Regions from separate parts of the Homo sapiens genome. Here region 1 is linked to region 2. Evidence: chromatin loops called from intact Hi-C (ENCODE). Cell type or tissue: endothelial cell of umbilical vein. All regions are shown on one strand. Each heading gives the region's core, and the rest is flanking DNA. Links, peaks and the distances in the headings are about the cores only.

Region 1 (15,733 bases), core at 6,033-11,032, 260 kb after region 2:
TTTCAGCAAAAATAATAACATATATCTCGCCTATAATGTATTTTCTTTACTTATCAAAATATTGTAGACATCATTTCACATTAATGTACAAAGAGTTTCTTCAATTTTTATAGCTCATGTGATTTCATTTTATGGATATATCATTTAAAAAATATTTTCCTGAATATATGATATCCAACTATTGACACCATTTCAAGTAGGTAAAGGTATTGTATAATTTGTTAGTGGTATTTTTACTGTAATTTCTTAAAATATCATATTTCACATTTGTCTCCATCTTATTTTAATCTGGCAAAAACAAAATATGCTTCATAAACACTACTATTAAATTTGAACATATCAATGTTATTTTAGGAAATACGTTTGGATTTGTTGCTTGCACCTCACCTTTTCAAAATAAACTAACTATTGAAACTTCTCTCTAAAATGGAAGAGTGGAATTCAACCCACCTGGGGAATAACTGAAAAAAAGCTGGGATGGCAGAAGGGAAAATATAACTGTGCTAAAAGAGGATGAATTGAATATTAGGGGCTGGATAGAGAGAGATCTCTAATATCTATGACATAAAGAAAACAAAACTGATGGTGGTGGGAGGTCGTGTTCTACCATGGAAATTATCTTTTGAAAAACATTTTATGAATTGTTGAAGTAAAAATGTTGGGAAAGGCTGAGTGCTGGGAGAAGCTGAGGCAGGGATTGCATGTCTGATATAATGTAAAAGAGTCTTGGAACATGTCCGGGGTCCAGGGTCTAAAACCCCTTGTGGCCTTTGGAACACCAAGCTCTGTGCTAAAGGGTGGAAGTCTACCCTGACAAACCATAATGTAAGCCCAGGGCATAAAATCCCTTGTGGCTTGGATAAAATCCAGGGTTCTTGGCTCTGGAATGTGTCTAGACTTGCTGGCTCCTTGCTTCTTGCTCTCCCAGGATCGATTGTATCTTGAGTTAAAAGAACCTGCTCTCCATTATCTCAAGTAGCAGAACATGTTCCTAATAAGTGCTAAACCATCACAGCTGTAGATCACAAGCCTGCCCTTTTGACCTCCACATTCTCACCACCTGTTTCTCTGTTGGATTACCAATAAATAGCGTGGGGTCCCAGAGCTTGGGGCCTTCGCAGCCTCCACGATCGCGATGGCCCCTCGGTCCCAGCTTTACTTCTCAAACTGTCTTTTTCTCAATCCTTTGACTCCGCCGGACTTCATCACCCCCATGACCTGGTGTTGGGTCTGATCACCCCAACATAAAAATGTTATGATTTTAACTTCTCTTAATGGGAAAAATACACAAGAATATGGAAGATCATGGGTGAAATAGTTATAATAAAAGAGCAGCATTCAGTGGAAATAAATATGCATTCATTGCATGGTTTTTGGGTCTTTCTCTTGCCCTTCTTTATTAGTATCCAGATTTATCTTGGGGAAATTTTATTAACACTAATTTGTCATGTACACTACACTTAACAAATGGTGTGGCAGCCATGCAGTTTGAGTAAGACCGAATTAACTCTTGACTCTGGAAGCAGAGTATTTCTTTACCAAAAATATTTGTTCCTTTTACCCAAGACTGAACAATCCTCATAGAATTTGAGACTTTGGCTAGCAATACCATAACATGACTGTTTATTCCCTTCTCAACAGTGTGGAGTACAGACAGCAAACTTAGAACTGCAACAGCCATGTTGCCACCATGAAGGGTGCCACCTGAGCATGAAGGTGTGCACCCCATGGGGATCACAGTGAGTTGGCTCCAGAGCCCTGTTCAAACCATGCCTGCGTATCATACTTTCTCTGAAATATTTAGGAATATGACCAAAATATACTCCTTAATATTCCATCAGTTTGCTTTGTGTTTTCTATTTCTTTCAGTTTGGATGTACCCTCATGAATACAAATGAAAAAGAAGGGGAAGGGGAAGTTAGGAGAGACAGAAGAGCTGGAAGTTATCCCTGGTCTATTGCATAAATTACTTATTTAGAAATTCTCTTGAACTTCTCTGTATAATTCTTTTGAAAATGGACAAGTAAACAAGTAAACAAAATTCTGATCATATATCATATTTCTTTTTCTTTTTTTTTTTTTTTGAGATGGAGTCTGGCTCTGTCACCCAGGATGGAGTGCAGAGGCATGATCTTGGCTCACTGCAACCTCCACCTCCCTGGTTCAAGCGATTCTCCTGCCTCAGCCTCCTATGTAGCTGAGATTAGAAGTGCACACCACCAAACTGGCTAGTTTTTGAATTTTTAGTAGAGACAGGCTTTCACCATGTTTGCCAGGCTGGTCTCAAACCCCTGACCTCAGGTGATCTGCCCACCTAGTCCTCCCAAAGTGCTGGGATATAGGCACGAGCCACTGCGTCCGGCCTGATTATATATTACATTTCTGAATTGATATCATTATTTGTATCTTTATCTTTATCTGTATGCCTACATAAAACTTCCTAGTTTTCTTTCAATGCTGGTGTCCCTATGCCTTCAATTCTTTATCTTATTTTCCTTATACATCTGTATCACAATGAAGATACCTCTATAAGCTTTCTTTAATTTATGCCCTATCAGATTATGTTACTTTTCTATTAACTTTAATGGAAACTTCTCAGCTTCAAAACATTGTTTGAAAGTATTCAGTTTTTTTTTTTTTTTTAACATGTGAACAAAAAACCAAACACCACATGTTCTCACTCATAAAAAGGAATGAGATCATGTCCTTTGCAGGGACATGGGTGAAGTTGGAAGCCATCATCCTCAGCAAACAAACACAGAAACAGACAACCAAACACTGCATGTTCCCACTCATGAGTGGAAGTTGAACATTGAGAACACATGGGCACAGAGAGGAGAACAACATACACCAGGGCCTGTTGGGGGTCAGGGGGTGAGGGGAGGGAACTTAGAGGACGGGTCCATAGGTGCAGCAAACCACCGTGGCACACGTATGCTATGGAAAAAACATGTCCATCCTGCACATGTATTCCATTTTTTTAGAAGAAGTTAAAAATAAAAGAAAGTATGCAGTTTTTAAACCTAGCCTATGATCATTAACCAGTTCAGAGATAGCATTAATTCAACTCAAAAAGAAAATTACAATGTGGTAAATTTTATGCTATATTTCTGTGTTGTATTCAGTGAGCTTCTAAAATATGAATCATCAAAATGGCCATGTAATAACACAGCTTATATACTTCTGAACAGAGAGAATATTGAATATTTGAATCAAGCACCTGCAATCATTTTCAAAGTCCTCCAGACTTGTGATGTTGTACCAAAAAGAGAAATGAATTCTGGACAGATCAGAGCCACTGAGGAAAAGAGCCTCAGAACTTCAAACTGAAAACATTGACATAGGTTCTTGAGCATTATGGAAGAAAAGTTGCTTTCTAACTAGCTGAGCCTTCAGATACTTACAAATAAAAATCATCACTGTGCATTTCACCAAGAGATAAAGAGTCTTGTCAGCTGTACTCTACAATATTTATTACTAAGGAGTTACATTTTACATTGGTCAACAAGGGTATACAGAAAGCATTATATTTTGGTGATAATAACCTTTTAAGATAAGGAGTAGGACAAACACATGTCACAGTTTATTTGGTACTGTTCTTGGATATACTTCTCTGTCTGTTTAATTAATTATTAATAGTTTCCCTTTCACTTTTAAATATTTCCTTGTTTGGACGGCAATTTATAGGGTCAACCTACTTAGGGGTGGCTAGTAATCACGTATATATAAGAAAGGCTAGTTAGAGAAAATATTAGTTATATATATTATATACATATATAATCATATATATACTATATACATATATAATTATATATATACACCAAAATAATTGTCCTCTTATTACCAGAACATCTGCAAACAGATTATGAAATTGAGTTTATTGACAATTCAAAGTCTTCAACCCTTCGATGTTCCTTCCAGAAAAGTATTTCTTAATTCTTATATTTTTCTATCTTAATACATGTTAAAGTACAAATTTTCTGGGTTAAAATAAACAACCAATTCTTAATCATGCCAAGAGTACAAATAGAGCCATCTCGGTAATAAGGTTTGGAGAAAGTGGGGCAGGAGAAGAGGAGGGAGGGAGGAAAGAAAAGAAGGGAGAGAAGAGAAGCTGATTAACATCAGCATAAAATCCACTACATTTTATTTTACTAAGCAACTTTTCTATTGTGATGAATGACATAATGAACAGTCAAGAGATAACCTAAAAGTTAGAAGACATCCTTCAGATATGTTTATTCATTCAACAAATATTTATACTCATTTGTAAAGAGCCTAGAAATCTTACCTTGCTTTATTTAACTTTTCCCTATAATATTAAGCCTAATATGCAGCACGTGGAATATTCTTTTTAATCTCATGGCTCAGATGCTGTTCTTAGCCTCCCCAAATGTATATCCCGAAGTCCTCAATCAAAATTTCTTCAGGCCACATGTAAAGTGAGGAGAGATGTTGTGAAAACTGTCTCCTATGGAAACCGTATTACAGCTTTGTGTCTTTATGTGTAACCAGGAACAACATTCACTTACACAAATTGAAATTTTATGAGTAACACATTGTACTATGGGTCATGAATTTTATGTGATTTATAGCTTTGGATCTTCAGCTGAAGGTTTTACAATGTTTTATTTGTTAAACATTTTTTTCTGTTAATCTATTTTATGGAGTGTATCTTTGTAAATAGAGCTGCTATGATATTCTTCCCATTTTATTTCCCCTCATTTGCTTGCATATATAAACAAAAGGAAGATAGAGAACTATGAAATGGCAGGGCTGCTTGGATGCCTGAGTGATTGTGAAATGCTAGACTTAAGGATGTTGCTAGGAAGCTGCTGCGGCTCTCTCACTGTAAATTAGCCACTCATTACAGCCAGTCAGATAAACAACCTTGCATGGGATGACTGGGGGGTTTTCAGCTCTTTACATTATTTGCTGAAGATTGCTTTCCTACCCACATTTCCTTCGATTTGATTAAAATGCATATATTTCTCTTACTATCTTATCTTGTCATGCAGTTCTAAAGTGTGCTGCTAAGAAATCATCACATAGAATCACAGAAAGGATGATTTTATGATGGAGGAATATTCATCCCATATTTTCTTCATTTCTTTTAGCTTTTTCTTAGAATGGGTTTTTTTCAGTCTCCATAACCAAGAAGTATTTCTTTGTATCTCTCACCCAGGAGAGTTGTCTGTAGTTTAGTCAAAATTATTCCGTTTAAGCCTTGGTGTTGCTACCAATGTGAAGTTGATAGGTCAGTAGAGCTAGTCTCTCTCTCTCAATTCTCTAATCTTAGCAATGGTAATGATGGTATTTCCTGCATACTCCACCTCAACAGCTCATTCTCAGAGTCAGGTAAAATGTCACAGGAAAAGGGATTTTGAAAAACATATAGTACTGAGAAAATGAAAGATACCATAATGATGTTTCTGTTTTGTTTTGTTTTAGTTAACCCTCTAAACTATGATACTGTTCAATAGAATTTTCTGCCATGACCAAAGAAACACTTGAAAATGTGGCTATGAGCATGTTAAATTTGGTGGATGTAAGGAACTAAATATTTAAGTTTATTTAATTTTAACTAATTTAAATTTAAATGGGAACGTATAGGTAGAGGCTACCATGTCAGACAACAGAGCTGTAAGGCATTACATTTTTTTTAGTTACTACACACTAAGACTGTTTTTAAACACTTGAAAGTAATCAACCACTAACCTAATAATTTAGGTAAGTCCAGAAGAGATAAGAATTAATGAGACCTAGATTTCTAGACTTCTCTGGGGTAGACTATCTTAAATATATGTGTGTTTATATATATATATATGCTAATATATGCTATCTTAAAAACCTCTGAGATTAAGAAAGTAATTTATTAATGACTATATTGTCAGTAACTATATTTTATAACTATATTGTTAATAAAACAACTCCATATAGTTGACTTATATCATGAGAATACATATACACACATAAATAAAGTCTATTTATATAGTATATTCTGTCAGGTTCAGTGATTTTACTGTGGAATAGTTCATCAGTGAGTCAAAAAACTTAGATACAAGGTCTTACCTAGGATGCTTTTGTACATGACCTTGGTTGATTTACTCTTCTCCCAAAACACCATCAGTGATAAAATAAAATCTTGACTCTTCAGCTTGGCCTTCACAATCTACCTTCTTCTCTACATTTTTTCATCTTCTGTCACTCCATAACCCACAGTAGGCAACTCATCTATTTTTCAGCTTTTTCACATGTTCAATGAATAATTATCAAGAACATACTATGTACAATACATTTTGCTAGATACTAAGGATACACCAATGAACAAAATACCATGTCTGCCACTCATGGAAAATAGTAGAAAATATTGATAAAAATTGCATAATATTATGGACGATATTAGATTCGAATTATATGACATAAAAGTTGTGATTGGAAATTACAACTGGGGCACTGGTTTGGTTTGTGAGAGTCCCAGAAAGTCTTCTCTTTGAGTGTGACAGTTAGTCCTAAAGGTTAAAAGCATTTAGCCAGGATGGAACATTTAGGGGAGAAACGCGACATGACTGTCTTATGGTGCTACCTCTGCCTTTAGCCCTCCCCTTCACATGGTGAAATAGTTTGTTTGTCTCATCAAACTCCCATATTGCTACCTTTGAAAAACAGTCCAAGAACCTTCATCACTGCTAACCTATCTCTGTCATAGCATCTAAGTCTGACAAATTATAATTGCTTGTATTTATGGCAGTCTCCTCTCCAGACTTTGAGTCCCTCTAGAGAAACATGCTTTGTATTTATATCCTCTAGCATTTATTTATTGTGGGGCCCTGAATAAATGTGAGGAATAAAAAATAAATAACAAACTCCCTTCCCTTTCAGAGTTCAAATTAAAAAAGGGAAACAGCTTTGAAATAAATTTTTGTTACTCTACTTGATCCATGCTACAAGAGAGACCTGCCAAACTGCAATAGAATAATGAATAACAGCTTTTAGGGGTAGGAGTAGTCAGAAAAATAAGAAGCAGGTATCCAAATAAATATTTTGTATAGTCTGATAAAATCTACTCCATGATTATTTTAAAAAGAGCTACTAGAATAAAGATTGGTAAAAACAGCACAAATATAGTAAGGCAAATGTAATAAAAAGTAAAGATGAATGGAATCAGTGTCTATGGAAATAGATCTACTGTCAATATTATTGTGTCCATCAAAGACAGCCCTTAACTGTTGCTAACTAAATTTATAGCATGGGCAATCACTAACGTGAACCTGTTTCCTCTTCTATAAAATGCAGAGTGTGGATGGATGTGAGCAATGTTTTCTAAAGAATATTCCATATGGCTTCCTAGAATGTTAATACTAAAAAAAATGTTGGAAGCTCTGAATTCCGTATAATTCATTAGGTTTCTTTAGATTAGGACTTCCCAGAATCTATCATAGGCTAATAAACAGTGTGGCTTACTTGAGGGGCCCATCATACACTTTTCTCAAATCTATTTGAAACATGAAACCTGTGAATCATTTATGTATACAGTTACAATTTACAATAACATAAATAAAAGGAAAAGAATACGGTGCTATGAAATAGAATAACCCACTTTAGATTGGGTGGTCTGGGTACACCTCTCTGAGATCTGAAGTGTGAGATGAAGGATGAAAAGAAATCACAGAGAGGAAGGGACAAGCATTTCAGAAAGAGGAAGCAGTACGTGCATACCCCTGATGATGAAAAGTAACTTGGTTCATTCATTTTAGGTGCTGAAAGGTCACAGCGGTTTGAGCATCTGAAGCTCTGGGTCAGAAAAAGCCAAGTGGCAGAGGTAGATGTAAGCATGGGGCACACTAAGACAGTGCTGCAGTGTTCATAGTTAATCAAGGCATGACTTCATTGAGAAAGTCTTGATAAGAAAGAAAAAGGTCAGCTGAATCAAACAGTGTGCTTACTGATATGATTGATTTTTCCATGTGTCATCAGTACGTTATGTCATAGCAAATCTGTAACAACAGTTCATATTCTGGTACTTTAAGTAAAACTCCAGGAACCTGGACTTAATTCTGAGTGCAATGGAAAGCTACTGAGTTTAAGCAGAAAAGTGATATTCATTCTGAAAAAAAAAAAATCACTTTGAAGGTGTTAAAAACCAGAGATGGATGTTTCTGCCCTCACATTGCTTATGCCTGCATATATACAATGTAATGTTGCCCATTCTGTTGACAAATTTGACTGTACTTATGTCCAGTGAGAAATAAAATGGGAGTAAGAGATTCTCCTTTTCACAGTTTTAATGTCCCTTACACATTTTTAAAAGTGGGTATACAGGGCTCAATATCACCATTTTAATACTCTAATTTTTCATCCTTCCCTTTCATTTTTGGTCATACTATTTCTATTCTACCCCAAAGTGAAATGAATAGAAGACTTTTGGGCAGAATCTATTAGAGAATATCTCTTCTTTCTCTTAACTGTTCTACACTAAAATTATTCTAAAGAATGAATTTTAATTCTTCTATTCCTTGCAACACAAACTCTGAGTTTGGAAAGCTATATTTCCTTCTGTCTTATCATTCAATATACTTTCCCATACCCTGGAAGCAAAATATGAAGTGTTCAAGGACTGTGCTCCTTTCTCTTGAATGCTGTGAAGTTTCTTTACTAAGAGTAGCCCATTTAGAACTGTGTGCAGCACCATCTTGTGACAAATGAAGTAACTGCTTTTAGTGAAGAGCATGTGCACATTAGTGTCTGATCTGCATAATTCAACACCAAATTTAGAGGTTTTTATAAAATCAGTGAGCAGTGAGGAGCGGATATGGTATCTTGGCATTTCATGTTATTTTTCCATCAGAACTTGAAGTAAAAAATTGAAAACAATAACATTTGAATTATTCAATGCTAAAAATGTTCTCTAAAAAGTTATATCCCACTTTTACTAAAAAAAATTATATTAATGAAAAAGTAAGCTAGAGGTTAATGATGCACTTAAATATTTAATATCTCCAGGCTAAAGTTTGTAGATACTGAATCATAATCACTTTATGCTGGTGACATCGCAAGTGATGACCTTTTCCCAAGAGCCCTGCTCCACAAGCAAGATAAGTATTTAGTCTTGTGGCCAGGTGTGGTGGTTCACACCTGTAGTCCCAGGAATTTGTGAGGCAGAGGCTGGCAGATTGAGCCCTGAAGGGCAAGGCTGCAGTGAGCTGCGATAGTGCCACCGAGTGACAGAGCGAGATCCTCTCCCCAAGTTACTCTCTTCATTTTCAATGTACAATTTATAGTCAGCACACAGTTATTCTCAACTAGACATAACACATTGCTTTATGGAATAGAGGAATTTTCTGTGTATATGACTGGGAACACAAAGTCCTGATTTATTATCATGGCCCTTGCTCTGCTTAGCACCTTTGTCTGGAAAACATCTCCAAAAAACATAGAAACTTTTGAATTCTATAGAAGGGAAATATTTTCTTTATAAAATAGTGGAAAAATATTTTCTGCTAAATATTATTGAATGGTATGCATTATGTGAAATAGTGTTATTTGTAGATGTTGCTCTTTTAGTCATAAAGTTCTCAAATGCTGATTTAAGGATCCAGCTTGTTTGGACCTCACACAGAAAATTGAATAAAAATAGGTTAGCACTTCTAACTTAATAAATCTTTTAGTGAGTATGCTCAAGAAGGAAGAGAGACTTCAGATTATGCAAAATGTTGACCATAGAAGCAAGGAACAATCACAGCATTTCTCCATTGTTTCCCTTTTCTGGTGAAGTAGAATAAACCCCTGATTAAATAAATTCAACTGCTGACATTCAAATGCACACTTAAATGTTATAATTTTTTAAATTTCAATAGCTTTTGGGGTACGAGTGGTTTTGGTTACATGAATGAAATATATAGTGGTGAATTCTGAGATTTTAATGCACCTGTCACCCGAGTAGTGTACGTTTTACCCAATATGTAGTTTCTTCTTCCATAACTCCTTCCCACCCTGTCCCTTCTGAGTCTCCGAAGTCCATTATGTCACTCTGTATGCATTTGCATACTCATAGCTTAGCTCCCGCTTATAAGTGAGTACATATGATATTTGGTTTTCCATTCTTGAGTTACTTCACCAAGAATAATGGCCTCAGTTACATCCAAGTTGCTGCAAAAGGCATTATTTCATTCTTTTTATGGCTGAATAGTATTTCATGGTGTATATATACCACATTTTCTTTATCTACTCATTGGTCAATGGGCACTCAGGCTGGTTCCATATCTTTGCAACTGTGAATTGTGCTGCAATAAATGTACACATGTATGTGACTTTTTTATGCAATGACCTTTTTTCCTTTGGGTAGGAAAAGTACATCTACCATTCAATCCAGTAATTCCACTACTCCTCTTTATTTTTTGGCCGTACAATCCCTCTGGGTAGTGGAATTACTGGATTGAATGGTAGATGTACTTTTAGTTCTTTAAAGAATCTTTGTACTCTTTTCCATAGAGGTTGTACTAATTTACATTCCCAACAGCAGTGTGTAAGGGTTCTGCTTTCACCACATCCCTGACAACATCTATTGTTTTTTGGCCAATGGCCATTCTTACAGGAATAAGTCGTATCTCATTGCGGTTTTAATTTGCACTTCCTTGATGATTACTGATGTTGAGTATTTTTTATATGTTTATTGGCCACTTGTATATCTTCTTTTGAGAAGTGTCTATTCATGTTCTTTGCCCAGTTTTTGATGGGATTAAATGTATTTTTCTTGCTGATTTGTTTGAGTTCCTTCTAGATTCTGGATACTAGTCCTTTGTCAGATGCATACTTTTCAAATATTTTCTCCCATTCTTCATGAGAAGAAACAATCATGAGAGAAAGCTCTTTAGTTTAATTAGGTCCCATTTATTTATGCTCTTGTTGTATTTGCTTTTGGGATTTCAGTCATAAATTCTTTGCCTAGGCCAATGTCCAGAAGAGGTTTTCCAACGTTATATTTTCATGGTTCCAGGTCTTACATTTAATTCTTTAATTCATCTTGGGTTGATTTTTATATAAGGTGAGAGATGAGGATCCAGTTTCATTCTTCTACATGTGGCTAGCTAGTTCTACATGTGGCTAGCTAGCATTTAATAAATAAATACCCAATTTATTTATGTATTATTTATTAAATATTTAATACCCTATTTAACATTTAATAATTTAATATTTAATATTTAATTTAATATTTAATAAATACCCTATTTATTAAATAGGATATCCTTTTCCCAATTTATGTTTTTGTATGCTTTGTTAAAGACCAGTTGGTTGTAAGCATTTGGGTTTATTTCTGGGTTCTCTATTTTGTTCCATTGGTCTATGTGCCTACTTTATACTAGTACCCTGCTGTTTTGGTAACCCTAGCCTTGTAGTATAATTTGAAGTCCAGTAATGTGATGTCTCCAGAATTTTTGCTTAGAATTGCTTTGGCTATTCAGGCTCTTTTTTGCTTCCATATGAATTTTGGACTTTTGTTTCTAATTCTGTGAAAAATGATATTGGTATTTTGATGGGAATTGCATTGAATGTGTAGAGCACTTTGGGCAATATGATCACTTTCACAATATTGATTCTTCCAATCCATGAGCATAGGATGTGTTCACATTTGTTTTTGTCATCTATTATTTCTTTCAGCAGTGTTTTTTAGTTTTCCATGTAGAGATCATTCACTCCTTGGTTAAATATATTCCTAGGTATTTTATTTCTTTTGTAGCTGTTATAAAAGGGATTGAGGAATTGGTTTGATTTGCAGCTTGGTCGTTGTTGGCGCCTAGTAGTGCTACTGATATATACTGATATATACATCGATTTCTTAACCTGAGACTTTACTGCAGTCATTTATCAAATCTAGGAGTCCTTTGGAGGAGTCTTTAGGGATTTTTAGGTATACGATCATATTGTTAAACAGTGATAGTTTGACTTTTTTCAATTTGAATGCCCTTTATTTATTTCTCTTGCCTGATTTCTCTGGCTAGGATTTCCAGTACTGTATTGAAACAAAATAGTGAAAGTGGGCATCCTCATCTTGTTTCAGTTCTCAGGGGAATGCTTTTGATTTTTCCCCATTCAATATAATGTCAACTGTGGGTTTGCCATATATGGCTTTTATTAACTTAAGATAAGTTCCTTCTATGCCTAGTTTGATGAGGGTTTTTGATAATAAAGTGATGCTTAATTTTATCAAATGCTTTTTCTGCATCTGAAGAAATAATCTTTTTTTGTTTTTATTTCTGTTTATATGATGTATCACATGCATTGACTTGCATATGTTAAACCATCCCTGCCTCCCTGGGATGAAACCCACTTGATCATGGTATATTATCTTTTTGATGTGCTGTTAGATTTGGTTAGTTAGCATTTTGCTGAGGATTTTTGCATCTATGTTCATCAGGGATATTGGTCTGTAGCTTTCTTTTTTTGTTATGTCCTTTCCTGGTTTGGGTATCAGGGTGGTACTTGCTTCATAGAATTATTTAAGGATTCCTTCTCTCTCAATCTTCTGGAATAGTTTCAGTAGGATTGGTACCAATTCTTTGAATGTCTGATAAAATTCAGCTGTGAATCCATCTGGCCCTAGGCTTATATTGTTGGCATTTTTTTTATTACCGATTCAATCTAGCTGCATGTTATTTGTCTGTTCAAATATCTATTTCTTCTTGATTTAATCTAGGAGGGTTGCATGCTTCCAGGAATTTATCCTTTTTCTTTAGGTTTTCCAGTTTGTGTACATAGAGATGTTCATAATAGTCTTGATCTTTGTATTCCTGTGGTTTTGGTTGTAATACCTCCAGTTTCCTTTCTAATTAAACTTATTTGAAACTTCTCTCTTATTTTCTTGGTTAATCTAGCTAATGTTTTATCAATTTTGTTTATCTTTCCAAAGAAGCAGCTTTTTGTTTCATTGTCCTTTGTTTTTTTGTTTGTTTCAATTTCATTTAGTTCTGCTCTGATCATTGTTATTTATTTTATTCTGCTAGCTTTGGGTTTAGTTTGTTCTTGTTTCTCTAGTTCCTTGAAGTGTGACATTAGGTTGTCAATTTGTGATCTTTCAGACTTTTTGATGTAGGTAATCATTGAGTAACATAAACCTTCCTCTTAGCATTGCTTTTGCTGTATCCCAGAGGCTTTGAAAACTTGTGTCACTGTTATCAGTTATTTCAAATAATTTTTAAATTTCTATCTTGATTTCATTGTTATCTAAAAATCATTCAGAAACATATTGTTTAATTTTGATGTATTTGTATAGTTTTGAGAGTTCCTTTTGGAGTTGATTTCTAGTTTTATTTCACTGTGATCCAAGAAGATACTTGATGTGACTTTGATTTTTTTTTAATTTATCAGAATTTGTTTTGTGGCCCATCACATGATCTATCATGGAGAATTTTCCATGTGCTGGTGAGAAGAATGTATATTCTACAGTTATTCGGTAGAATGGACCATAAATATCTGATAGGTCCATTTGTTCTAGAATGTAGTTTAAGTCCATTGTTTCTTTGTTGACTTTATGTCTTGATGATCTGTCTAGTGCTGTTAGTGTAGTGGGAGCTGCAGTGTTAGGTGCATATAAATTTAGGATTGTCATATCTTCTTGTTTGATTAATCATCATTATATAATGACCTTCTTTGTCTTTTTTTTTTTTTTTTTTTACTGTTGTTACTTTACAGTCTGTCTTATCTGACATAAGAATAGCTACTCCTGCTCACTTTCGGTTTCCTTTTGGGTGGAAGATCTTTTTCCACCTCTTTACCTTGAATTTACCTAAATCCTTACATGTTAGGTACATCCCTTAAAGACAGCAGATATTTGGTTTGTGATTTTTTTAATCCATTCTACCAATCTGTATCTTCCAATCTATCTACATTTACATTAAACATTAATATTAAGATGTAAGGTACTATTCCATTCATCATGTTAGTTGTTATCTAGACACTTTGATTTTTTGTTATGTTATTGTTTTATAGGCCCTGTGAGTTTCATGCTATTTTGCTGCATATTGAGTACCTGTTTCAAGATTCAGAACACTGTTTAGCGTATCTTGTAAGGTTGGTCTAGTAGTACCAAATTCTCTCAGCATTTGCTTATCTGAAAATGACTTTATTTCTCCTACATTTACGAAACTTAGTTTTGCTGGATACAGAACGCTTGGCTGACAGCTATTATGTTTATGAAGGTTAAAGATAGGACTCTAATCCCTTCTGGCTTGTAAGGTTTCTTTTGAGTAGTCTGCTGTTACTCTGATAGGTTTTGCTTTATAGCTTACCTGATGCTTTTGTCTCACTGCTCTTAGAATTCTTTCATTCATGTTGGCTTTAGATAGCCTGATAACTATACTCCTTGTTGATGAGCTTTTTTGCAATGACTCTCGCAGGAGTTCTTTGAACTTCTTGTATTTGAATATCTAAATCTCTAGCAAGGCCAGGGAAGTTTTCCTCAATTATTACCTCAAATAAGTTTTTCAAACTTTTTGCTTTCTCTTCTCCCCCAGGAACATCAATTATTCTAAGGTTTGGCTCTTTTATATAATCAGTTTATTTTGTTTATTTATTTATTTTTCTTATTTTTCCTGATTCAGTCCATTAAAAAGCCTTGTCTTCAAGCTCTGAAATTCCTTCTTCTATTTGTTATAGTCTATTGTTGAAACTTTCCACTGCGTTTTGTAATTCTCTAAGTGTGCCTTTGATTTCCAGAAGTTGATTGGATTTTCTTTAAGATATCTATTTATAATTTTTTTCATTCATAACCTGAGTTGTTTTTTAAATTTTATTATTTTTTTCACCTTCTCTGCTATCTCCTTGAGCAGCTTAATAATCAATCTTTTAAATTCTTTATCTGGTATTTCAAAGATTTCATCTTGGTTTGGATCCATTGCTGGGGGGCTAGTGTGATCTTTCGGGGGCTATTGGAGAAACCTATTGTGTCATATTACTAGAATCATTGTTCTGATTCCTTCTCATTTGGGTATACTCTTTCTTCTAATTATTCTTGAATTTATTTTGTATTTGACTGTGTGGTTTTCTTAATTTTGTTTTTCCCCCTTAAGGATATAACTTTAATGTCTATAGTTTATCATAGCCTAAATCAGCTCTTGGTGCTATAGGGGTGAAGAAATCAGAGTTATTGGTTATAGAGAGTCTTTTTATGATTGCTTTCTCAGATGCTGGTTGTAATAGCAATGTACTCTGTGTGTGAGCAAGTTCACTGTCTCTTACAGGATTGGAATGGCAGAGGTCTGTTGAAGCTTATCTCATTTCCCCATGGTGTGCACGTTTGCATTTATTTATTTTCCCCATTATTTTATTTACTGGATTGAATAGTTCAGGCTTCAGGACAATGGGGGAGGTGTCCATGGGTAAAAACTGGATTTGGCTAAAGCATGTGATTAAATGCAATACCCAATGGTGGGTAGAGGTTCCAGCCTTGTCAGATGTGGCTGGGGAAGCTTTCAGTGAAACACACTAAGGTCTTATTAGAGGGAAGGGCTGGAGTCACCTCAGCTCCCCTGCCAGACCAACAGGAAAGTGATCTACCTCCTAGACACACTTCTGACCCAATGTTCTGGCTATTCAGATCAGATGGGCACCTCTTTTAATCTGCAGGAATGTTGATGTTCCAAGTAAAGAGGAACTGTGACTCTACTTCTCATGAAAACCTGAACCTGGAAGGTGCTTTTCCTGTGGGGAAGCAGTCACCCTGAAGTGTTCCAGAAAG
Region 2 (15,733 bases), core at 5,325-10,324:
TTCCATTATATAATATATACTATTCCATTATATAATATATTATATATTTTATTATATATTATTCCATTATATAAAATATATAATATATATCCATTATTATAAAATATAATATATATAATATTATATTAAAATATAAAATATAATATTATATTAAAATATAAAATATAATATTATATTAAAATATAAAATATAATATTATATTAAAATATAAAATATAATATTATATATAAAATATAAAATATAATATTATATTAAAATATAAAATATAATATTATATATAAAATATAAAATATATTATATATAAAATAATATATAATATTAAATATAAAATATAATATATAATATTAAATATAAAATATAATATATAATATTATATATAAAATATAATATATAATATTATATATAAAATATAATATATAATATTATATATAAAATATAATATATAATATTAAATATAAAATATAATATATAATATTATATAAAATATAATATATAATATTATATATAATATATATAATGGAAATACAAAGAAAAGAAGAGAGAAAGAAACAGAAGAAATGTTTAAAACAATAATGGCTGAGAATTCCTCCAAATTAATGTCAGACACTGAACCACAGATCCAGGAAACTCTGAGAACACCAAGCAGAATAAATGCCAAAAAACAAAAAACAAACAAAAAAAAAACCACACCAACAAAATCATTAACTAGGTATATCATATTCAAACCACAGAGGATCAAAGATACAGAAAAATATCCTGAAAAAAGCCAGTGTGGTGTGTCAGGGAAACACCTTACTTACAGAGGAATGAAGATAATAATTACATCTCACATTTCCTCAGAAACCATGGAAGCAGGAAAAGAGTAGAGTAAAATATTCAAAGTGTTGAGAGAGAGAGAGAGAGAGAGAGAGAGAGAGAGAGAGAAAATAAACCAGAGTATAGAATTCTATACTCTGAAACTATCTCTACAAAGTAAAGGAGAAATAAAGAACTTATCAAGTAAAAATTGAGGAAATTTGTTGCCAGTAGACCTGCCTTGTAAGAAATGTTAAAAGAAGTCCTTTAGACCAGATGTCCCCTAACTTTTTGGCACCAGGGACCAGTTTCATGCAAGACAATTTTTTCCATGGATGTGCGGGATGTGGGGGATGGTTTCAGGATGAAACTGTTCCACCTTAGATCATCAGGCATTAGATTTTCATAAGCAGTGTGCAACCTGGATCCCTGGCATGCACAGTTCACAGTAGGGTTCACACTCCTTTGAGAGTCTAATGCCACTTGCTCACTGGTCTGCTGCTCATGTCCTGCTGTGTGGCCAAGTTCCTAACAGGCCAGTCTGTTACCCAGGGGTTGACGACCTCAGCTTTAGACAAAAGGAAACTAATAGGTATTAACTTGGATCTACATAAAGTAAGTAAGAGTATCAAAAAGGAATAAGTGAAGTAAAATAAAAAGTGTTTTTATTCTTAATTAATTTAACTGATAAATTTGTTCAAAACAATAATAGTAATAATGTATTCAATATATAGGTTACTGTCAATTCATTTTTTTTACCAGTATCTAGCATAATGAGAAAGAAATTAGTGAGTTTTTCATGAAGCCAAACATTTTTAAATTAAAGTGTACTACTTTCTTTTGAGATTTTGTTCTTCCAACATTTTTGCTGCTAAAAATATCTGTATCTTTTCAAAATAATAATGTATTTAGTAGGGTTTTGATACTTGTTTGTTCTATAACATCAAATAAAATAAAAATTTGACAAACTTACTGCAGACACATTATTTCCTCTCAATTTTAATGTTTTGTGAATTTTAAAAGTCTGGAAACCACGGTCCTATGGTATGTCAGTGGAATGGCAGGTAAAAAGATTCAAGACGTACGGGTACAGAAAGAGAAACAGCCAAAACCCTACATATTCCTGCGATGGATAAGAAGTAATGCCAATTATCTGAAGGATACTGAATGTATGTTAGAGTGAAAAAATAATTTCTTGCATAAACAGAAAAATCTTCATGACTAATTCACATTCCATGTTACATAACTGAATACATTAGCAGGTATGTCTAATGAAAAAAAAATCAAGGCTGTGCTGAAGAGCTTTGTTCACTCTAACACACATACAAACACACACACACACACACACACACAAAGGAAGTAAGAAAGAAAACCTTGGTGACTTAATCAGATACTTATTCCTGACTTTCAAACTTAGCGGCTGAGAACAAAACCATTTGTATTTCCCATGACCCTGTAGGTTAGCTGGGGTTTCTCATGAAGCTATACTCAGCTGGTGAGTGGACTGGGCTGGGCAGAACAAAATGGCCTCATGTGCATGTCTGCCTCATGGTGCTGATTTATAGCTGGATCCATCTTTTCACTGCACTTTCATTCTGGCATCTCATGGCAGTTTCAGGGAATAATTCCAAAGGGACAGGCTCCGATGCACACACTTACTCAGCCTCTGCTTGCGCTGTTTGTTGATGTTCAATTCACAAAAGTATGTCACAGGACTAAGTGACTACATAAAGGTTTGGGATTCTGAGAGGTGTGACTCATGGGAGCATGTTACTATAATATTCTACCACAGGGACTCTATGCCCAGGTCCTATCAGGCTTCTTTGGTATCACTATGATGAGTCTAGCTATAGATTTCTTTTTAATTCTCTTTCTTGGGATACTTAGTTCCTCCAGGTTCTGTGACTCCACTTCTCCTCCTAGTTTTCAGCTATTTTATCTTCAAATGCTGCCTTTCTCCTTTCTTTCTAGTACTCCTTTCTGGATCTCTAATTGGACATATACTAGATCTTTTTCTCATTCTATTATCTATATTCCTAACTTCTCATTTATATTTTCCATCCTTCTCTCTCTGTTAAATACTGTTTATCATACGGCTTCCTATTCATTAATTATCTCTTAGGCTATAACTATTTATGTCTTTAACCCATTAATGTTTTCAATGTAATAATTTTATCTTCCATTTCTTGAAGTTTCTTTTGCATCTAAATTTTACTGATCATTCCTTATAGTGTGTTATTGTTTGTCTTTCACATTTATTCTTTTATTCCCCACACAATGTATATTCTGTAGTTGACAATGCAATTTTTACATACTCTAAAATCATACTTCAATTTATTTTAATTTGGCTTTAATACAAATAATTTCAATTTTTAAATGAGAATTCTAAAGAATTTACAAAATTCTTTATTATTAACCACTCCAACATCTTTTAAAATACTCAGAATTGTTAAAGCATTAAAATGCAACAATAGAAAATAGATTAAACAAATTATAGTTCGACAAGATAATGTTATACTGTAGTGTCATTTAAATGGTGATACAAATTTGCCTTTATTGATATGGAAAGACTCCACAAAAAGCGAAAATAACTGATTAAGAAGCAGCCATTCATTCATTCATTTACTCGTAAATATTTACTATGCAAATAATATGTATGTGCCAGGTACTGTTCAGTGTTCTGAGGTCTAATGGTAAGCAAGAGATTAAAAATAACAATATTAACATAATATATTTTCCCTATTTATATTATAAAAATATTTTGTCTTATGTACTGCAAATGTTTTTTCATTTGATATTTTAAATTTGTCATTTTAGATTTATTTTTCCTTGCCATATACCTTAATGGAAATATATCTGAAAGATCATATCTTCACATTTTAAGTGTTAAACTACAATTGGATTTCTACAGGTGGTTTTCAATTTTTTTCTTACCTATATTTTATATTTTATCTCCCATTAACATATACATAGATTACCCATCACAAAATACAAATAATTTCATTATAAAATTTTAAAATATACGATAAGAAATCTCAAATATATATTATTTTATGCATACGTTTATATGTAATATTATATACTAATATTTTAACAAATAAAGTTTTTATAAAATAAACTAGAATTTTGAGAAAAGACTAAGAATAAAATATTCCCTGTGTTTATAGTCAAGATTTCTTATAAATGCATACTCAACAAATATTTAATGTTAGCTTTGATCATTTTTATGTTGGGGGTAGGTGTGCTTCTGTGTGTATTTGTGTGTGTTTATAGTAGAATCATTGCTAAATGGCTTAGATGGGATGGAAACACATAAAAATATGGAAATATGGATGACTATGTCAATGGTTAAAAGCAGAGTTAAGAGGTTTTACCATGAAAGAATGTTGAATTTTATTAAATGCTTTTTCTACATCCGTTGAGATGATAGGATTTTATCCTTCCTCTATTAATGTGGTGTTTCACACTTATTGATTTGCATATGTTGCACCATCTTTGCATCCTAAGGATAAATCCCCCTTAAGTATGCTGCTTGATCCTTTTAATATGCTGTTGAATTTGGGATGCTAACATTTTGTTGAGGATTTTTGCATCTATGTTCACCAGGAATATTGGCCTGAGTTTTCTTTTCTTGTAACATCCTTGTCTGGCTTTCATATCGGGGTAATTCTTGCCTTACAAAATGAGTTTGGAAGTGTTCCCTCCTTTTTAACTTTTTTGGAAGAGTTTGAGAAGGATTTGTATTAACTAAAAAAAAAAAAGTTTGGTAGACTTCACCCATGAAGTTATCTGGTATTGGGCTTTTCTTTGTTGGGAAATTGTTTATTGCTGATTCAATCTTCTTTCCTCTTATTTGTATGCTCATAATTTCTACGAAGTCATACATGAGAAGCTCGCACCTAACCACATTCTCAATGATGAAAAGCAAAATGAAACGTCTATCAAAATTCCAGTGACATTTTCCACAGAAATGGAACAAAAATCCTAACATTTGTACGGAACCACAAAAGATCCCAAACAGCCAAGGCAATCTTGAGAATCAACAAAGGTATAGGTATCATACTTCTTGATTTCAAATTATATTGCAAAGCTGTGATAGTCAAAACAGTCTGGTACTGGCACAGAAACAGACACATAGAACAATGAAATAGAACAGAGCAGAAAAATAAGCCCAAGCATTTACAGTCAACTAATCTTCAACAAAGACTCCAAGAATATACAACAGAAAAGAATAATCTCTTCAACAGGTGGTGTTGGGGAAACTGGATATCCACATGAAAAATAATGAAATTGGACGCTTACACATGTGTCTTACACCATATACAAAAAAGCAACTCAAGATGGATTAAAGACTTAAACATAAAGTGTGAAACCATAAAAACCATAAAAATCCTGCAAGAAAACAGATAAAAGTTCCTTGACATTGGTTTTGGCAATGATTTTTTAGATATAACACTAAAAAACATAACACTAAAAAACAAAAGCAAAGTAAACAAGTTGACTACATCAAACTAAGATGTATTTTCCATAGCAAAGGAAACAATAAAATAAAAAGAAAACCTACAGAATGAGAGAAAATATTTGAAAAACATATATCTGATAAAGTGCTAATATCCAAAAAAAATAAGGAACTCTAATACAACTCAATAGCACAAAACACATAACCTAATTTTAAAATGGGCAAAGGACATGGATAGTTTTTTTTATTATAAGTCATACAAGTAAATATTAGGTATATGGAAAGGTGCTCAACATCACTAATCATCAGGAAAACGCGAATCAAAAACACAATGATATATCACCTTACACCTGTTAAGAGTGATTATTATCAAAAAGTCATATAATAAGTGTTGGAAAGGGTAGGAAGATACATTGTAGGAGGGAATGTAAATTAGTACAGACAGAGAAAACAGTATAAGTGTTTCTCAAAAAATTTAGAAAAGAACTACCATATGATCCAGCAATGCAGCTTTTGGGTATATATTAAAAAGAAATAAAATTAATATGTCAAAGAAATATCTGTACTCCCATTATATACAATGGAATATCATTCAGCCTTAAAAATGAAGAGAATCGTGTCATTTGTGACAACATGGATAAACCTAAAAGACATTATGCTAAGTGTAATAAGACAGAAACAGGATGAAAAATACTGCATACTCTCAATTATATGTGGAATCTAAAGAAGTCGAACTCACAGAAACAGAGAGCAGAGTAGTGGCTGCCAGGGGCTGGAAGTTGAAAAAGATGGGGAGAGGTTGGTCAAAGGGTAAAACGTTTTAGTTATGCAGAATGAATAAGTTTTGGAGATCTAAAGTACAGCATGGTGAGTATAGTTAATTGCAATGTATTGTATACTTGAGTTTTCTAAGAGAGTAAATCTTAAGTACCCTCACCACCAGGGGGACAAAAAAGTACAAACAAGCAAGCAAGGAAGAAAAGTAACTATATGAAGTGATGAATATGTTTATCTGCTTGGCTGCAGCAGTCATTTCACAGTGTACAGGTAGGTATATGAAAACATCAGGTTGTACACCTTAAATATACATACTTTTTATTTGTTAATTATGCCTTAAAAAGCTGGGTTAGGGGAAGCTGAGTTAAATATTTTGCATGTTTTAGTAAAGGAATACAACTTTCAAATTACCTAGCCAAATTATCTATTTAAATAAAATAATATGGAATCAACTTTGAAATTAAGGAAAAAATATACAGCAAATGCCTTCATTTGTAATTTGGAGCAATGTTCTAATTACAGCCATTACAGTAAAATATAGGAGCAAAGTCAAAAGTATGAATTTTTGTTTGTTTCCTTATGAATAGGTACACTTTTAAAGCTCTATTTGCCTTGGCAAACATGACACTTGATTTTAACTGTACGCAATGCATTTTATGGCTTTCAGTTAATACAATTAACAAGGTCCCCCCTTCCAAAGGGTTTAAGACAATAACAGCACCAGCAACTTTTGATAGAAAAGAGCCACAGCTTTAAAAATAATTTACTCTATACCATTTTAAATGAGATCAACTTTAGATTGGACTTCTAAGTTTAAAAGATATTCGTGAGTTAATAACATAATAGAAATGTAAAACTTTAATCCACAGAATGTGGCATTTAGAATTACATGTTTAAAAACTATAAACAAACAGAAAAAAATACTTGAATATGTTTCACAGCACATGGTAAAGTTAATAGATAGTTTTATGGTTTATTTACAAATATTTTGAACAATAATTTATTTTTATGGATTTGAGAATTACAGACATGGTAGATGGCAAAGTAGTATAGGAACAACAATTTAAAACATTTACAGTTCCTTTCTCATACTGCTGTTTCATAAGAGATGCTGCACAGCAAAACAATAATTATTCCTTCATTGAACCTTGGAAATACAGTAAAAAAAAATTTAAACAAAGACAGTATTATTTTTATTCAACATGCTGAGTATACTCCTTCTTTTCATTTCAATTAAGTGCCCCTAAGAATAGTGTTGTATACTTGAATTTCATAATGGGGAAATTGCATGGATCATACTTTATAGATGGAAATTCCTACAAGTTACAAAAAAGTCTCTATAATATTTATTAAACGCATTACTTGTTACCTACCCCTTCCTTGTTTTTATTACACAAAATCATTTTAAGTCTTTGCTCAAATATTTACTCTTCAGTGATGACCACATATTTAAAATTGAAATTCTCCCTGGTTCCTTAGCCTACACAGTCTCCCTTATACTGGTATGCTTTTTACCTTTTCCTTACCATTTGCCACATTATAGCATGCTATATTTTATGTATTTATTACGTTAATTTACTTATTGTCTACCTACTACCACTAGAATATAAACGTCACAAGGACAGAGAATTTTTGTTTGCTTTGTTTATAGATGTATCCCAAGGTCCTTGACCATTGCCTGTAAATTAGTAGGGCCTCAATAAAAAAGTTATTGGAATAGTGATATGGACTTAAATTAGTAATTTGTCTTCTCCTTAGAAACTTAAAAATTCTCCAACAGAAAAACAGTCAAGGCATATGAGCAAACAATTCCCAAGGGAAAAAAGTATAGAAACACAACTTCACAGGTAATCAAAGAAATGCAAAATGATGTCTTGAGAGAACACTTGAAAAATTATAAAATAAGGTAAAACACTGTTGGCAATGAGTTAGGGAAACAGGTGAATACATTGTTGTGTAAAGTGGTAAAATATTTATCAGCTGTTTTGTTAATATAAAGGGCATATTAAAATCATAACTAGACAAATAATGGAAAAATGGAAAGTACTATATATTTTATAGCTATGGAAAAACGATAACAACTTAAATTTCCAATAATAGGGAATCACTTTGGCAACTTATTTCTATATAGAGAAATATTATGTAGCAATTTTTAAAAATTACGATGATAAGATATCCATTTCTTATTAACTAGTGGAAAAATAGGTAAGAAAATATATGTATCATAAAATATTTATTGGGGGAGGACATTTAGGGTAGAATGTAAGAGTGTGGGTTTGTAGAGTCAGACTGCCTGGGTTTGGTTATTTTCCATCACTTATGGTTATGAAATAATGGCAAGTTAGTTCACTGAGTAGAACCTCTCTAAACCTTAGTCTAGACATCTACAGAATGAGGGCATGTTATCTACTTCAGAGAGTTGTTATTAGGATTATGTGATAAAATCTATGTAGTGTACTTAACAGTGTCTGAGACATGGACATGCTCAGTAAATGTTAGCTGCTGCTATTGTTACCTGCTTTATTTGGACATCTACATGTGTGAGGAAAAATACAGAATGATATATAATAAAAACTGTAATTATTACTTAAAGATTGGTTAGTATGTCATTTTATACTTTTATTTCTTTGCAAAGCCTACCCTATATTCCAAGTAATACCTGTTATTTGTGTAATAAATACACACACATACATACAAAAGGCATAAGAAATATGTAAAACACATGACCAAACTATGTTTATTATAGGATTCCACTCTCTTCCCTGCTGTGAAAAATAAAGATTGTATATTAGCAATTTGTCCTCAAAGGAATTAACTATTTTTAATGTTTTACATTTAAGAGCCTAAATATCTTCTTTTAAGGTCAAAATAGTCATTAAAATATAGAATTACCCCATTTGTTAAAAACCGGTTAATATAAAACCAACAAGAAAGTCTGAAAGTTTTAATAAGCTATAACTTGTGGGAGTAGGAATCTAATCTTTTTTAATGCTTCCTGTACATGACACATTTATGTATTTTGTAATTTAATATAAACCTAATCCTATAAGGTGGACATTATCCCTATTTTACAAGTAAGTTCATCAAGTTTCAAGATTACTGTTAGTAAAATGAGAAACTGAGGCCAATTCAGGTTGACTGGACTGCAAAGTTCACGGTCTTTCCACCAATTCAATACCAACATCTAATGTTTCCTATCGTGGATTCCTGAAAAGGCTAAGAATACGTAGCCAAGAGAGGGAGAAAGAATGCTTTGCAGGGTTAGGTAGGAAAGACTAAAAATGTATAATAGGTTGACTCAGATAGTACAGCTAGTATTAACAAGGTCAGGAATATTTCAACAAATATACCTAAACATATCAATTATCATATTGGTATACATAGACAAAAATGACTGGTTAAAATGAATATATGATATATATCATTATGTATGTATAATGATACATTATAAATATATATGTTTAGATAAGAAACACACTCAAAGTGCCATAGAAATCTAAAGCTAAAGCGATGGAAAAAAGATATATTAAGCAAATATAAAAAAAATCAGTTTCCTGAGACATTTATATAAAGGCCAAAAAAAAGTTAATCTCTCCAGCAATTCTATACCCATAAATATCCCATACAGAAAAATTACCTAAACCTTAATTCATTTTAACTTATTTTAAGATAGCCTTTTTAGTGGGTACTAGAAAATATATTTTTAAATGTCTAAATATAGCATGTCTACTGGTTCTTTCTTGTCTCCATGCTTAGCTCCCTGACTAGCAAGCAATGGATTAACCACAGACTCAGAATATTATGTAATATCTGAACATTTTTAGAGATAAATAATTTCACTAGTACCAAATGAACTCATTGGCATAATGTTTAACATAAAGATAGAAAATAATTATTTGGACAAATCATTTTGATACTGTGAAATTAACACTAGAGAAGGATGACAGCCTGAAGTCAGTGTGTTTTCTTTGTGATTTGTGAGCAAGTTATTTAGCCCATCTGTGCCAAAGATTTCCAATTTCTATTTAATTATGAATTCCACCAACTTTAAATAAATGGTTGAAGTATAATGAGAAGGAGATAATAGCTTGCTTTTCAAAGAGAAATTTTTATTCTGTGGCCTGAAAGTACATAATGAAATCCTTTTATAATTTCTGTACTAAGAGATTAGTTAAAATACATTTGATAATATACAGAGAATACAAAGCTCGTATCAAATTGAATGACTTCTTGATATAAGCTATTGCCTGGAATGGAAATAATATAAATTTAAAATAAATACTTATTTCTTAGGTAAAGATTTAAATTAGATTAGAAAAATTTATATAAGAGTTTCTTTATTCTAGAAAAAGACAAATGTTATTGGGTTCCATACCCATTATCTACAGATTGCCTATGCATGATGTTTAAAAGCATTCTCTAAATACTAGAATAACAAAGTCTTAAGGTTAGAATATAATAACTATTTACTAAAGATTCTCTAAATAGTCAATTAAGACATTATTTTTGAGAATACATTAATTTGTAACATGACAAGTGGTGAGCACCACTCTCTATTTTTCTTTGACATTTCTGGATACCACTTCTCACTACTGAGCAAGTTACCTGGCCTCTTGGTGCCTCAACAAACTCCACATTACATTGTGGATGATATCTGTACCTATCACATAGAATTGTCATGAGGATTAAAGGGGTAACTGTCACACAATGTCTGTTTCTTATAAGCATTATTTTCTTCATGACCTTAAATATCAGTGTTTCCTAGCACTCCATTCTAGAACTACTTCAAGCAGCACATCCTTCTCAATGTCAACAAATAGCTTTGGCTCGAAATTCACATTTACAACTTCTTATGATGTCCCCAGTTGAATATTTTTTAGGTATCTCAACTCATCGTACCCCAAGCTAAATTCACTCTTAATCTACTCCTCATTCTCAACAAAACCCTTCCAATCTATTCCTGTGTATCTCCAAAATCAAATGTATTGAATAGCACCGATATCCAATCCATCTAGTTGACATCCAATTCAGGAAAAACTGAAATTATCCTTCACTTAAGACCAATATTATTTTGGCCACCAAACATGATAATCCAGCCTCCTAAATATTGATTTATATTTTATTTTATATCATATACAAATAATTGTATATATGTAAGTAATTATAAAATAATTATATTTTAATATAATATATATTTCATATTCCTATTACCATCTTGCCTTGCCTCTCAAACTACTGAAATTATCTCCTAACTTTTCTCCCTCCCTCCAGTTTATCCCTATCTGAAGCATAAATCATCCACACTTCACATATCACCTTAGTGATATTTCCAAAGCACTAATATAATCATGTCACTCTCCGCCTATAATACATAAATGTCCCTCCTCCATGTAAAGAATAAATCTCTAAATCTTTTTTCCAATAAATCCTTCAATAATTTATTTGCTTGACATCTGGTCTAGTCTCATCTATCACCATACTCTCTTGCTTTCGACCCATATGAATACCTGTCATACCCAAACATAAATTCTTTCTTTCCAACTTTAATCCTATATGCTCTTACCTCTGGCATAATTTCCACTGCCGAACTATATGAGAATCTCAGCACACACATGATCTTGTATGAAACTATCCCTTTACAAAGTCAACTTTTGGCCTTTAATCTTTGTTAATATCTTAGTGGTAATTCTAATGCTGCTCTTATTAAACTGTACCGTGATGGTCTACTTTTCTTGCTTTTTCAGGAGATAATGAAAAACTTTTATTTACCTTGTCTTCTCAAAACTACCATGTGAAATTTATCCAATCTAAAAAGAAATATCTTTAACTTATAAAAATTAACAAAATATATATTTTAGACCCAGTGTGAACTAGCTAAATTTTATATTTTTTTCAAAAAAACTATAATTATTGTATACTTGTTTTAAACATTTTATGTGATTACTTTTTAAGTTTTTTGTCATTGTTTGATTAATCTGATACTTGTTGCATATTTGTTGAACACTGTTAGATAAATGCCATAGTGAGGACCATGCACATTCTGCTAAGACAAAAACAACAGAATTGGAGAATATTTTTATTCTCTACAAATCTCATTATGTGATTTTATTCTGAGGAACTTACAAATAAATAGGATCAAGACAAATACATCACAATGAAATGTAAATGTCTAATACTATAATTTTAAGCTGAAAAAAAAAAACAAATCCTAAGAGAATTTTAAAAATATCATCCAAATTTGGCTTCAAACCACTGACTCACTTCTCTTAAACTTGACTTCCAAAGATACAATTGTGACTAAATTTCATCTTGCTTTACATCTGGTACACACACACAAACACAGACACATACACACACACAGCCCAAAAAGCAACACTGGTTGATATGCACTTTAAAGATCCCCAAATTAGCTTCTAACAGATGTAATATTGAAATCTACCTTAGGAATTCATTCAGTTATTCATTCAACAGACATTCAGCATCTTCTGAATGACAGACTCTGCTAGGCACTGAGAATCAGAGATGAGTATATAATATCTTTTTTTTTGAAATGCTAAAATGTTTTTATTTTTATTACTTTTTACAAATTTATTTATTTATTTAAATTGACAGATGAAATTATATGTATTTATTGTATCATATACACTATTTTTAAAAACTCACACTTAACAAACCACTGTTCACAAACTCAAAGAACTGACAAATGAGTAAAGCAAATCAGATACAGGAAAAACCACTACATCAGCATAATAATAAATTTTATGAGTATTTTCAGAGATATAATAGGAAGTGGTGTGAACTATTGTAAACTGCAGAATACGCATCTTTCATCTGGGGGAAGTTACTACTGAGTTCCTATCAATTGTTACTTGGAGGAAATAGGAGCCTAGAGTTGACTGATAATTGTTTTTAAGGAAAAGCCAGCCAGGTGCAGTGACTCATGCCTATAATCCCAGCACTTTGGGAGGCCGAGGTGGGCGGATCACCTGAGGTCAGGAGTTTGAGACCAGCCTGACCAACATGGAAAAACCCCATCTCTACTAAAAATACAAAATTAGCCAGGAGTGGTGGCGGGCACCTGTAATCCCAGCTACTCAGGAGGCTGAGGCAGGAGAATCACTTGAACCCAGGAGGCAGAGGTTGCGGTGAGCCGAGATCGCACAATTGCACTCCAGCCTGGGCAACAAAAGTGAAACTCTGTCTCAAGGAAAAAAAAAAAAAAAAAAAAAAAAGCCAGAAGCCCAGATTTTTATATGAAACCCCTTGGGGTTCAAATATTCATAATCAATTAACCTCTTTATAAACAAAACAGAACACCTTGGTGACTAGTACAGCACAGCTCAAGAAAACATCCCTGTTTACTGATTCTGGCCTGTAGGCTACCAGATCAAAACCTCTAGATTAAACTCTAATCTGAGATAATAAAACAGACCAGGTGTTTTAGTTTTAGATTAGTTTTGAAAGCACAACCAAAATGAGTTATATAACTTACGAGATACTGATGGAGTTCAACCAATGCAGAGAAGGAAAGTCACAACTTCCCTATGCTGCCACACTGGAAAGAAGGTGATGAGTTTCAAATTTGCTATATGAGTTCAATACTCATCCCACACTGCACGCCTCCTTGCTCTCAATATACACCTTGCTGCTCAGCTTTCTAATTCCTAAGATCATATACATATATACATATATTTTCCAGCTAGGTATATAAATAAAAGTGAATATGGCACTTATAATAAAAATAAAAATCACATGTGAGATATTCTGTAATGATAAAAAAAAGTACATTTCTGAAGGGGTCTGATATAAACTGATAACAATACACCATTAATAATATAAGTTTTACATTTCAGTTTGGCAAAATATATGTAAAGTATTTCAGAATTTAACAGGAAATTCTCCTTGGTACACTGCACTGCATTATTACATGATACCTTATGAATTATATATGCCTTCTCGTATATTCAGTCTTTTAACCTCTATATATCTGAGTTTCTTCATTCAAAGTAGTGATAATGCCGTTTTCTTCAGGGTTGTTGTCAAGATAAAATTAAAAGTGTGTATAGAAGTGCCTTGCATAGTGTCTACAACAAGGTGCACCTATTTACTTTTGGGTAAATAAACACTGGATGCTTCCCAGAGCTGGAGCTGAACGCTTGATGACAGAGATGCCAATCTAAATAAGGCACATCCCTGACCAGGAAGATTTCACAGTAGGGTAGCCCTGAAACTTCAGTTGGGTTCTAATCAATCCAGAGAAAAAGACTTTCAAACTTTCTTCTGAAAGAGACAATATATGGAAATGTAACTTCTGAGACTGCTTTCTTAGAGTCTTCTAATGGATTTAAAATGGAACGTTTGTGTGAATAAACAAAATTGCAAGTCACTTAGTGTTTTTGGAAATAGCACAATAATCATTAGAGAAAAATTATGAAAACTATATCAGATATTCATATTATGTGAAGTATTCTTTGTTATTAAACAAAACTTAGCTTTTGGATTTTATTGTTATTATTGTTCCTGTTTCCATTGTAGAATAGCAATTCTTTAAAAAATCTTGGTGTACCATTTTATACCACTAGCACCTGCAAAACAAGAGAAAACAAGCAACTGATGGTTTCATAAGGAGAGCAACCAGTATTTATTGAACATCCATTCTGGCTAGCTTTACACTTGTCACTGTGAGGAAAGACATTCATATTAAAAGATACTGTATGTATCTTCCCTTAAGATATGTACAGTCTTCATAGAAAGGCAAGAGACACACTTGAGATAGTTAACAAAACAAGTCAGTAAATGAACAAATGTCAGAATTAGTGATATAAACAACAGGTAAAGCCATGCCACAAAATGTCTTCAATTAAATATCTATCCTGTTCTACCGTCAAAATAAGCAGAAGTATTTCTCAGTTGCCAGGAATTTACAAGAATTATTAATTATGCATGTATATATGTAATGAATAAAGCACATGGGAGGATAAAAATAAATTCCCCTCTCGAATGCTGAGATAAGTAAGTCTGCCTGCAGAGGTTTAACTATAAAATCAATGCATAATGGATCAAAGAATATATTTCTCTGAAACTTCCAGTCCATAGCAAAATTTCCTGAAAGTAATACACCTAAAAAAAGAATGTGCAAGTCACAAGGGAGTAGAAAGGGATGGCTGTTCAACATTGCAATATAGAATGAAAAAAAAAAATCACAAAGTCACAAAATTAGCACTGCTCATCTAAGCACCAAGCAGGGGAGAGTCTTGGTTCCCAGACATTGACTATTCAGTTCCCTGAGGCAAGGCTGCACCATTTGAGGAGGATGTATCCGGCTACCTTTCCCTAAAGGCAGCAGACAGTCAAATTATGTAACTAACACCTTTGTCCTAATTTCCTGCTTAAAAGAGAAAATTTTGGATTGCCACAGAGCTTCCCAAGAACAAGGAAAATACTAGAAAAGGGATGGGAATATGTACTCCCTTTTTTTAGTCACATTTCTCACAATAAAAGTAATTATAGTAGGGAACACTTTTTGAGCAATTACTATGCGCCAGGTGCTAAGTGCTTTACCTGAAATAACCCTTTAAACTAACACAATAATCCTATCAGCTATGCGCAGCTACTGTCCCCATTTTTCAAATGAGGAAACTGAGGCACAGGGAGGTAACATTATTATTCAAGATGACACAGTCAGTAGACACTGAGATAAGA

What was found. A loop is a pair of places that touch in the nucleus more often than their neighbours do. Peaks named below come from ENCODE experiments on the same cell type or tissue, not always from the same donor. Only the 100,000 strongest peaks of a DNase experiment are listed, where the experiment ranks them.
Region 1: it touches region 2 in a loop (4-fold over the local background); 4 of 110 quality-filtered maps call a loop at or near these places.

Annotation. Positions count from the first base shown.
Region 1 is chr7:83,262,722-83,278,454 of GRCh38, forward strand. No RefSeq gene overlaps it. Among named protein-coding and RNA genes, the nearest start is that of PCLO, 110 kb to the left of the region's middle. In endothelial cell of umbilical vein, for the core only: no CTCF peak of the experiment used is centred there; a DNase peak (open chromatin) is centred at 8,680.
Region 2 is chr7:82,999,383-83,015,115 of GRCh38, forward strand. The region is part of intron 3 of PCLO (piccolo presynaptic cytomatrix protein); the gene reads right to left. Among named protein-coding and RNA genes, the nearest start is that of PCLO, 160 kb to the right of the region's middle. In endothelial cell of umbilical vein, for the core only: no CTCF peak of the experiment used is centred there; no DNase peak of the experiment used is centred there.